Linked DNA regions of Homo sapiens: region 1 is linked to region 2. A link is an interaction called in ENCODE POLR2A ChIA-PET data of the cell type or tissue named here. Cell type or tissue: PC-3. All regions are shown on one strand. Links, peaks and the distances in the headings refer to the core of each region. The heading gives the core; the rest is flanking DNA.

What was found. Peaks named below come from ENCODE experiments on the same cell type or tissue, not always from the same donor. Only the 100,000 strongest peaks of a DNase experiment are listed, where the experiment ranks them.
Region 1: POLR2A ChIA-PET joins it to region 2 with 5 read pairs; 2 of 35 experiments call an interaction of 5 or more read pairs at or near these places.

Annotation. Positions count from the first base shown.
Region 1 is chr14:61,542,368-61,547,749 of GRCh38, reverse strand. It overlaps PRKCH (protein kinase C eta), which reads right to left. Exons shown (of 14, transcript NM_006255.5): 13 at 1-7. It overlaps PRKCH-AS2 (PRKCH antisense RNA 2), which reads left to right and starts at 2,266. Exons shown (of 3, transcript NR_188139.1): 1 at 2,266-2,656; 2 at 5,033-5,127. In PC-3, for the core only: no CTCF peak of the experiment used is centred there; DNase peaks (open chromatin) are centred at 129 and 429; H3K4me3 peaks cover 263 bases; H3K27ac peaks cover 1,433 bases.
Region 2 is chr14:60,710,363-60,715,744 of GRCh38, reverse strand. It overlaps SIX4 (SIX homeobox 4), which reads left to right. Exons shown (of 3, transcript NM_017420.5): 3 at 1,542-5,382. The coding sequence ends at 2,338. Among named protein-coding and RNA genes, the nearest start is that of SIX4, 11 kb to the left of the region's middle. In PC-3, for the core only: no CTCF peak of the experiment used is centred there; no DNase peak of the experiment used is centred there.

The sequences.
Region 1 (5,382 bases), core at 98-5,097, 830 kb before region 2:
TCATGAACTGAGTGAGAGAGAGAGAAAGTGTCAATCATTCATTCACATACAACCAGCACGTCACAAGACAGCAGGCATCAGCCATGGCAGAGGAGCTGTGCGAGACTTTCTGGCAGGTCTTGCTTAACTAGCTGGGTTTTCCATCACAGGCAGCACAGTCAGTATGAATCATGCCTTAAAGGCGCGATTGCCTGTGTGGATTTATGGCTTTTCCCACTTCCATTTCAGACATGGCCACTAAAAGAAAGCAGGAGGGTCCAGTTTTCTTTTCTGTAAACACCATGTATTTTTCTTTCCTCTTTAAAGAAAAGAAGCTCTTTATAACAGTGTGCCTTTCCCCAACACTGCAGTTGTGGGCAGCAGACATCTTATGAATGGGGCTACTTTCAGAAACAGCTGTGCCATTTTTCTGAGTGACCTGACCAGCTGGCCAGGATTCCTGCTCTCTGACGAGACCACAGAGAGGAGAGAGAGTCGTTATTTTTGAAGATCTGTGTGAAGAAGCAGCAAAGGTGACATACTGAAAAGGTCTGTGTCCTGGCTCTAGAAAAAACAAAGTTGGCCACTTTTCTTTATGCAGCGAAGATATCATAGCTCTAGATGAAAGGCTTTTCTTCAAGATGTTCCCCCCACCACTGCTGTTTCGAAGTAGGTTCAATGACTGAGATTCCATTGCTCCATAGACCAAAAACTAAAACGAGCGCTGCCACACAGCTAAGCGATGTGTGCATAGAGATTCTCTGTATTTCCATCAGTTGGGAAACTTCCTTAGTGCTGGGCTCCTATCAAAATATGCTGGGCTAAATCTGCTTTCACAAAATAGCCAGGAAAGGTGTTTTGATCACTTCCTGAGCAAGGATTAGTACAGGATAATTCACTTTTCATGGCCGGAGTGTGGTTCTCAATTTCAAAGACACTGAAGCTAATTTAATTTCCCATATTGAAAGAAAATTGCCTTGGATAAAAAGTTTTGTTTTTGTTTTTATTTAAATCAGGTTATCTTTAAATAGACTCATGACAGTCCCCAAGCACCTCTTTCCAAATCTGATTTGTGAACAACACAAAAGTAATGCTGTGTTTATAAAAATTGTTTTGGAGCTGAATTTACAGAGAAAATCTTGTTGAAGGTGCAGACACGGAAAGACAGTGTTTGGAGGTACCTCCCACTGCCATGCCAGGTGTCCAGAGGTGTCAAGCTGCCAGTGTTGATTCAAATGAAAATGATAATGTTGAAGAAGGAGGCTGCAAAAGTTCCTAAGCAACCTGACGGGATATACCTTGTAAAATGCTTTCAAAAAAGCTTCAAAGGGCAGCTAATAAATGAATATACTGACAGGGTTTAATCGCTTCTCCTCTCTCCTAGTAACAGGAATTAAAGGCCACAGGTGGTTCTGGGTTGGAGGCAGGACCCAAAAGTAAATGCAGCATTCAGAGCTGCACAGGCCCAGTCAGAGCAGCTGCCACTTCAGGCACTTACAGTGGTCACCCAGGATTCAGGAGATGCATATTATAAGTAACTCAGTTCTGTAAGAGCTAGGAGTTAGTTCACACTGCTTGGGCTCTCACTAAGTAAGCCTGTGCAATGCAGGCAGGAAGGGAGAAAATGCTTACAAAAAAGAAATGAGTAGATTCTTGCCTTAGGAAAGTCAACGGGATACAATTCCTGATGGAAGAGCAGTTGCTATTCTAAGAGCTAATTAACAAGAAACAATGCTGCAAAAAACTTGGGAGACAGGACGGCAGAACACACCCAGATGGCCTGTGGGAAATTCCCAGGCCTGCCAATGATGTGAGAGAGGACATCTTGTGAATGGGTGGGTACAGCCTGTTCTTCTGGGCAAGACAAACAGTGCAGGACTCTATATGCCAGGGTGGCTGAAGCCCCAGTGTCCAAGAGGCTTGCCCATTCCTCCCTGCCCCTGGCACTGAACCCAAGCTTCCATGGGGCACTGTGGAAGAGGCCTTGCCTGACGACAAGTAGACCAAACACGACCGTCCGTCCTCTAAAAACTGCACCCTTGGAATTGGGGACAGGCAGAATAACCCTTTCACTAGCTTGATACTTAGCCTCTTGGGGTTCTGATAAATCCTTTTGAATAACCAAGCAGTTTTGTTTTTAATACCTTGGCCTGAGCCCTTTAGATGCAGCCATCCTCAACTTACAAAAAAAACAAACCAAAAGAAAAAACAAAACACACACACACACAAACAAACTTTGATTCAATTGACAAAGGTTTTCAAGGTGTCTACTACATGTAAGGCAGCACACTAGGGGTTTCTTGGGGATACGCAGATGACAAAGACAGTGTCTCTTCATCCAGGAGCTAATCAAGAGAAGGGGGAAGAATCAAGCAAACTTCATAATACACAGCCGGATGAAATGAAAAGAGACTTAGATCAAGTGCTGTGAGAGCTTGGAAGAGGCACGGGGCAAATAACACTGGGGCTGGTGGTGGGAAGGCAAGTGACAGCCTCGTGGAAGAGGTGGCATTTGACCAGAGATGAGGACGAACAGAATTAACATAGTAGGCATGAAGGAAGAAAATGCGCCTGAGGACACAGCCAGCACAAATGCAGAGGCATACAAGTGCCTGGTACAGCTGGCATGCAGGGATGGCTGAGGAACTGCGGGGGCAGCCGGTGGGATCCATCCGAGGTGAGTGATGAGAGCTGCACGGCAATTTAGGGGATGACACTAGCCACAGCGTGATGAATAAATCTTAAATGCAGAGGTAGCGCCTGGTGGTGAGCAGTTAGAGGCTGAGACAATAGCTGAGAACACATGACAAGTTCAGCAACTAGGAGAGTTTCTAGTTAATTGGAAGGAAGAGTTGGAAGCACATTCTAGAGGGCCGTGGAAGAATAAACACAATCCACTAACTGCCGGGAATGGGAGTGAAGAGTCCAAGATCACAGGGTCCTCCCTGGCTGCCTGATGGGGCAGTGGTGTTGAGTAACAGAAATGGAACAAAAGAGGGGCAAGAGATTATTCTTTGTAGCATGAGTATTAGTAGCAGTGTTAGTAGTAGTAGTATTTTTGTTAGTGGAACAAAGACAAAAATAGCTCACACTTACTGAGATCCTACAGTCTGCCAAATCTGGGAGGCTGATGGGCTCCGCTTTGCATTGGAGGTGTGTGGGCACCCACATGCAGATGAATTCTAGGGTAAATCTGGGGTGCAGGCCAGGGCTGGCCATCTAACGCTCAGAGACATTGAAATTTGAGTAACCACTGAAGCTGGGAGGGCAGGTTAGATTGTGGAAAGTGACAGAGACAGACTAGAACTGATACCAGCCCTAGGTCTCAGACACATTTTATTTGGCCTACCTAGTGTGTTTTGAAATAATTTTAATTACTTCTCAAATATTTAAACGCTAGGAAATGTCACATCACATGAAAAGTCAGGTTTTCCAACTTCTCGTGGAAAATGAGATACTCGGGAACACTGGGCCTGCACTCCTCTCATAGAAACGGCCTGGAGTTGAGCAGGGGCTTCTGCTTTTCATGGGGCACCAGATGCCCAGTCAGTCACATGCCCCACCACTCCCTATCACCTCCCACCTGGCTGGTATCACTCACGGACTTTCATGGCTCCTGACCCCTGGTGTAGGGTGAGAAGCAGCCAGAGTGGCAGCTGGAGGATGCCATGAAGAGGCCAGAGGAGGATGAATACCATGAAACAGAAACCAGGACCGGGAGAAGGAGGGTCCGGGGTGATACTAAGGGGGTAGAAGCTTTGTGTGTTGTGGTGGTGGTGGGGTGGCCCTTCTACCACTACCCCCGTCCAGTGATGTGGAGATGAGGAGTTAAGGGAACATTTAACATTAGTCCCAGGCCTGAAATCTTTCACAGTTCACGTTGGTGCAGATGGTGTGGAGTTGGAGGTGGATAGCTTGCCATCCTAGGCTGGGCACAGGCCTTTCCCTAAACTCTCTGTTCCTACTGCTGTGAATGGTGACAGCATAATCCTTTTGCAGAAAACTTTCATTATTTGCTTATGTCCCTAATGGGACCCAAATGCCAGTAAGTTAACAATTGTGCTCCTCGGGGCCATCACTTTCATCCACATTTAAGGTCACACTGAAAAGTTGCCTCACCTCAGCTGACTTTCTCCCTGACTGTGATCCAAGAGGGAAAGTCGGCCAAAGAGGAAAATAATGTGACTTCATGAAATATTCTGCACACATTTACTAAAGGAAGCAGAATGTTTTCTAGGGCCAAGAAAAGCACTTTATAAGCTGCACAGAGTGAGTGAGGGGACCAGGGTGGAAAATCTGGATTCTACCCCAAGTGTAAGTCTCAAACTGACTGGAGAGCAGGGGAAAGAGAAGGGTCAAGAACTCAGGGACTCATTTTATGTTCCCCTTCCTGCTGTGGCCCTCATTACAGTGGAACTGAACTAGAGGATACTCAAGGAATCAGAGGCACACCTGGCCCCGAGAATGAGACACTTAACAGTTTTTTTCCCAGACTACAGAGGAGGTGTGGCTGCAGGGGAAAGCAAGCAGGCATGCTCCCTCCTGACGCTAGTTCTAAGGGGACATGTAAAGGATTTGGGCCAAGTTTGTATAGGAATGTCCTGGGAGGCCTCCTGCAAGCCAGGGAAGGCTGAAAGAACTAACAGCTTCTCTGACATGGAGGGCTGGTCAGGCTCTGCAGTGTCACTGCTTGTGTTTGTATCATTCTTTCACCACTGAGTTACTGTGTGACTGTGGACAAATTTCTTAACTTCTCTGAGCCTTAGATTTCTCAACTCTAACATGAAGATTTTCCTATATTTTAAAAAGTTATGATGAGTCAATGAGAGAATTAACGTAAAGCGCCTGGCATAAAGAAAGCCCTCAAGAAATGATAGTATTAGTGAACATCTTGTTGCCGTCCTAGGCTCGAATAGACTGTCCCTAAACACTCTGTTCCCACCGCTGTGAACAGTGGCAGCATAATTCTTTTGCAGAATACTTCCATTATTTGCTTATGTCCCTAATGGGACCCAAATGCCAAACTTGTAAGTCCATCCTGTTCTACTAAAAGGCAGGGGCACAGATAGAAAGCTGCTGAGAGACTACACTCTGAGGTCAGCCTTGACCCTGAGGCTCATCTGGCTCTCCCTGTTCCTCTACAGCCAGGTAAGAGAGAACAAGATCTCTTTCTGCCTTCACTGTCCTAGGCTCCAGTAGTGCAGTGGGAGGAATGGTCTTTGGAAAATAATGTTCCTTTTTCTTGCTTTTTTTTAATTTCTGAGATAAGATCTTCCTATGTTGTTCAGGCTGGTCTCAAACTCTTAAGCTCAAGTGATCCTCCTGCCTCAGCCTCCTGAGTAGCTGGGATTATAGGCACATACCACCAAACCCTATTTGGAAAACTTTTTTTTTTTTTTTCCT
Region 2 (5,382 bases), core at 68-5,067:
TAAGGAATCAGGAACAAAAGAGTGTTATTTGATGGTAGTGGGGGGTCTAATTCGTGTACATTGTCTAAGTGATCTGATTTGAACATCTCAGCTTTCTACTTAACATTTTTTTTTCTACTTCTGGTCTCTATAGACCATTATAGTAAGAGTCTCAAAAGATACAAACCTTTTAGAGAAGCATTAGCTCTGATCCTTTATGTTAATCTGTATTTTAAAAAGCACATTTCTTATTACCATTAATTGTTCCTATTACTACAACACTGAAAATTCAGAACTGGCACAACAAAAGGCAAAAAAGCTTTTGAATGTTTTGTTGACTTATTACTTTATGGCTAGTTTGGTGAAAGTTTGCAACTTGTCTATACAGGTTTATATGGTTAAGTTTTAAGCCCCAGGGTAACTCATTTTATGTGGTAAGTTCTGCATTGCCATTTATTTATATTTTATGTCAGTTACTGAGCAGTCAGTCCTGAATGAAGGTGCATTTGTGTTTTCTAATTCTAACTGGCAGAGCTAGCAATAACTATCAACTAATTGAGAGATGTCAAGTTACTAGTGAAGAAACAGAAACTTGACTGAATCAGAACTTGGAAAAGATTTTTTTTTTTTCACACTTGGCTTCTAACTAGTAGTTCTCAATCCCCCTTGGTCATCAGAATTACTTGGGAAGGTGGGTACTCTAGAAGCCCAGTCCCCACCATTACTCAATATACCCGTGTAACAAACATGCGCACATGCCCCCTGAATCTAATTTTTTTTTTTTTTTTTTTTTAAAGAAAGGGCCCGGGTGCTGTGGCTCACGCCTGTAATCCCAGCAATTTGGGAGGCCGAGGTGGGTGGATCACAAGGTCAAGAGATTGAGACTATCCTGGCCAACATGGTGAAACCCCGTCTCTACTAAAAATACAAAAATTAGCTGGATGTGGTGGCGCATGCCTATAGTCACAGCTACTTGGGAGGCTGAGGCAGGAGAATCACTTGAACCCAGGAGGCAGAGGTTGCAATGAGCCGAGATCGCTCCACTGCACTCCAGCCTGGTGACAGAGTGAGACTCCATCTGAAAAAAAAAAAAAGAAATAATAAGCAACAGAACCTTTGACATGTTCTATCCTCAAGACCGTTCGAGGTCATGAGACATAAAAAGTAAAGGTTTGGAAGTCACTGTGTTTTCTAAGAAGCTGATGAAAGATGGGGAACACAGGCACACCTGCGACTCAGGAACGCAAGTAGTTTTTTTGGCTGTGTTGTTGTTGGGGTTAAACATAAAAGATGTCTCCATACAAAATATATCTATATATATATTTACTTGGAGAGGTAAAAACAGATGTTCTAAGATGTACTAAGTTACACTTTCAAGGAGTAGAGCCTGGGAATCTGTAGTTTTAGGTGCCCAAGGTAATTCTGAACCAGAATTGGGCTAAATGATTGTATGGAAGTGTTGCTTCTTTATAGATACTGTACCTGAGAAAAAAACGTGTGTGTAACTTTTTTTCTTTCCCTCTCACTTCCATCAGTGATAATCAGTACTTTATTTTTTTTAGGTAATATCTCAGTAAGCTCAAGCACTTCAGATGGAAGCACATTTACAAGTGAGTCTACCACAGTCCAGCAAGGAAAGGTTTTCTTGAGCTCTCTTGCTCCCAGTGCAGTGGTATACACGGTTCCTAATACAGGCCAGACTATAGGATCTGTGAAACAGGAAGGCTTGGAAAGGAGCCTGGTATTTTCTCAGTTGATGCCTGTCAATCAGAATGCACAAGTAAATGCAAACCTGTCTTCTGAAAACATCTCGGGGAGTGGCCTGCATCCACTGGCCTCCTCATTAGTTAATGTATCTCCAACTCACAATTTTTCTCTCAGTCCCTCTACACTACTAAATCCCACTGAGCTAAACCGCGACATTGCCGATAGCCAACCAATGTCTGCACCGGTGGCAAGCAAATCTACTGTGACATCTGTCAGCAACACTAACTATGCAACTCTTCAGAACTGCTCCCTTATTACTGGTCAAGACCTATTGTCAGTCCCTATGACTCAGGCTGCCCTTGGGGAAATAGTTCCTACAGCTGAAGATCAGGTAGGTCACCCCTCCCCAGCAGTACATCAGGATTTTGTCCAAGAACATCGTTTGGTTCTGCAATCGGTAGCTAACATGAAAGAGAATTTCTTATCAAATTCTGAGAGCAAAGCAACAAGTAGCTTAATGATGCTGGACTCTAAATCCAAGTATGTCTTAGATGGCATGGTTGATACTGTCTGTGAAGACCTGGAAACAGACAAAAAAGAGCTTGCCAAGCTCCAGACTGTCCAGCTGGATGAAGATATGCAAGACTTATGAACTTTATTTCCTCCTCACCTCTTTTTGGCATCAGCGGCAAATCTTTTCATGAAGCCCCAAGGACACAAAACATTTTCCCATTTAAAGGAAAACACTCTAGTTTTGCAAGTATATGCATACAAGAGACTTTAGATTGATCTGCATGAAGATCACAGTTAAGTATACAGGAGTAGAACTGCATTATTGCAGCCTTTTTGTTCACTTATAAATTTCTCTTTTAAATAGATGGAGACAAAGGACAAGGTGAAATGTATCAAGTCAAAGTGAATCATTTAGTTGACTCTATAATTCTAAGGTCAAAATGGAACTTGATAGTTTTTTAAATTAAAAAATGTATACACCTAACATAGAAAATTAAAGATAGCTGCAGACCATTAGAAATAATACAATTGTTTTTGTTTACTTTTACTCCATGGGCATTGAAAAGGTTAAGAAACATAAATGGTACATATTTTTAAAGTTAAGTAGCATGCATATATATATGCACACACACCTCTTTTTCAGCATTTTTTGAGAAAGTCTTGGGTCTCAAACACATTTGTCTCAACACATTTCCAAATGTGATTTCTAATAGCTCAGTGTGGCTGAGAAAGTGCGGAACTCCACTAAAAACTCTGAAACTTCAGTATAAATGTAAATATATCAGTTCTATAAGCAGGATTTGAGTAATTACAGTGAATTTTATTTTTAATGTATATGTTTCTCTTCAGGCGCTATGAACTGAAAAATATGTTTTCTTACTGTTTAATTTATTTTTATTGTTTGAACAGGAAGTGAACATAGTCGTTTCCAACAAAGTTTTACTTTTTGTAGGATTTTAAAAATAATGATTTTTACCAGGAATCTATTAAGGTCAATATTAATAACACTGAAACAGGAAATCTAACTCCCAATATTGGAATTTTGGTACTTTTTTTCACATCCTTGTTCTTTATTTAGCAACTCTGATTCATTTAAATATGTTTTTTATAGAATTCTATGTGCCTTTTTACCTCGTGGCCTTTTTATTGGTAGTAAGGTACAGAAGTGTCAACAGAAGCACTGATGGTTCTTTTCTACTATCTAACAGGGTTAATTTCACCACAAAATTGCTTTAAATCTGAAGAACTTAAGTTTCACTAAATAATATATATGACATTTATCACACAAATGGATAAACAACTAATTATTGTTGATACTTTTCATTACAAGGAAAATAAGTTATAAATACCATGTCAAATTGATTATACAGGCTATGAAAACCATTTTAAAGGAAAGAAAATATGTAAATTCTATTGAGCAAAATTCTGTCCTGTTGAAACTTAGTTCTAAAGGTTTTGAATCAGTTGTTACACTCTGACACATGACTGTTGTTTGCACTATATTATCATGTCTTCTTTAAAAGTAAATATTTTTGGTTTCTGTAAGAAGCTTGTTTAATAATGTTGTAAGCCGTGGCTATAGTTTTATCAAGACTCTGAACACAAGATGTAACAATGCAAATAAATTTATGTAGTGAGTAAAGTTGCTCTCTAGTCTCTGAAAAGCAAAAAAAGTGAGAAAATAATTTCTTCAGAGATAACTTCAAGTTGTTGAACATAAAGGTGTTAGATGTTAGCACATCTTGCTTTTTTTTTTTTTTTGAGATGGAGTCTCGCTCTGTTGCCCAGGCTGGAGTGCAGTGGCACGATCTTGGCTCACTGCAAGCTCTGCCTCCTGGGTTCACGCCATTCTCCTGCCTCAGCCTCCCGAGTAGCTGGGACTACAGGCACCTGCCACCATGCCCGGCTAAATTTTTGTATTTTTAGTAGAGACGGGGTTTCACCGTGTTAGCCAGGATGGTCTTGATCTCCTGACCTCGTGATCTGCCCGCCTCGGCCTCCCAAAGTGCTGGGATTATAGGCATGAGCCACTGTGCCTGGCCACATCTTGCTTTTTTTTTTATGATCAGAACAAAGGGCCCACTCTAGTTCTCTACATGTCAATCAATCAAGCATGTTGAATAAGGGACATAGAGGATTTAACTTTTGTTATCATAAATGGAACTTGCAGGCATATATCAAGAACCCTATGAAGAATTCCTCTCCCATCATTTTGATAAAGAACTACATCATTTTTGATAGAATTGGTGAATGTTCCTAAACTGCTGAAGCTACATGTTTTTTGTTTTGTTTTACAAAGTCAGGTGTTTGAGAGTTCTTTTCCACTCTACTACTACTCATAGAGCTTGTTTTTTCTTTGGGTGTGTGCTGATCCTGTTACTGAGATTAATTACATGGCTCTGCAGTGTAGTTTACATAAAAATGATGTTTTCCACTTGATTGCTGCAGATATCAAGAGTTTGTTATTTTCAAATACCCATCCAACAAGAGAGATGGGGAGGTTTTTAGTTATATATGCTATATATATATATATAACTGGAAATGTTTTATATGTTTTCCGAAAATACAATAAGCCTCTCTTTTATTCAGTGTTCTTCCTCTTTTCTCCCTTATGAAAAAGAAAAGATAGCACAAAACTTAAGACTTACCTAGGAAACCCATTCATATTCCCACCATGATGTAATTATAACCCTACAATTACTTCAGGTAGCTACACAATATACCAGGTAAGAATCAATGCACAGTATAAAGAACTTATTGTTCTTTTCTATTCTTTCAGTTGAATAAGGGCCAGTTGGTATGCAGCCCATGTATATGTGAATGGAGTAAGATAAACCCCATGATCTCCTTGCACAGAATTGCAAATGTCTTTTGCCATACCAAGGGCCAGACTCAGAACCCTTGGAGTCATGTGGCAGAATTTCCCTCTTACATAAACCAATGCTTGAAAATGCTGCAAATGACCCTCTAATGATCCCTGAAGATCAAAACAGGGGTAAATGACTCCCTGCAAAACCCAACCCATGCTGCTGGCTGTGGGATTTTTGGTGTAAGCCTATCTATGCACTCTATCAGCCAGAATTTGGCATTTAGCTCTTAGTTAAATCTAGTAAAGGACAGTCTATTGTTTAAAGAGAAGGTGCATTTGTTCCTCAATCAAGCAAGAGCACCTGTGTTGTACTG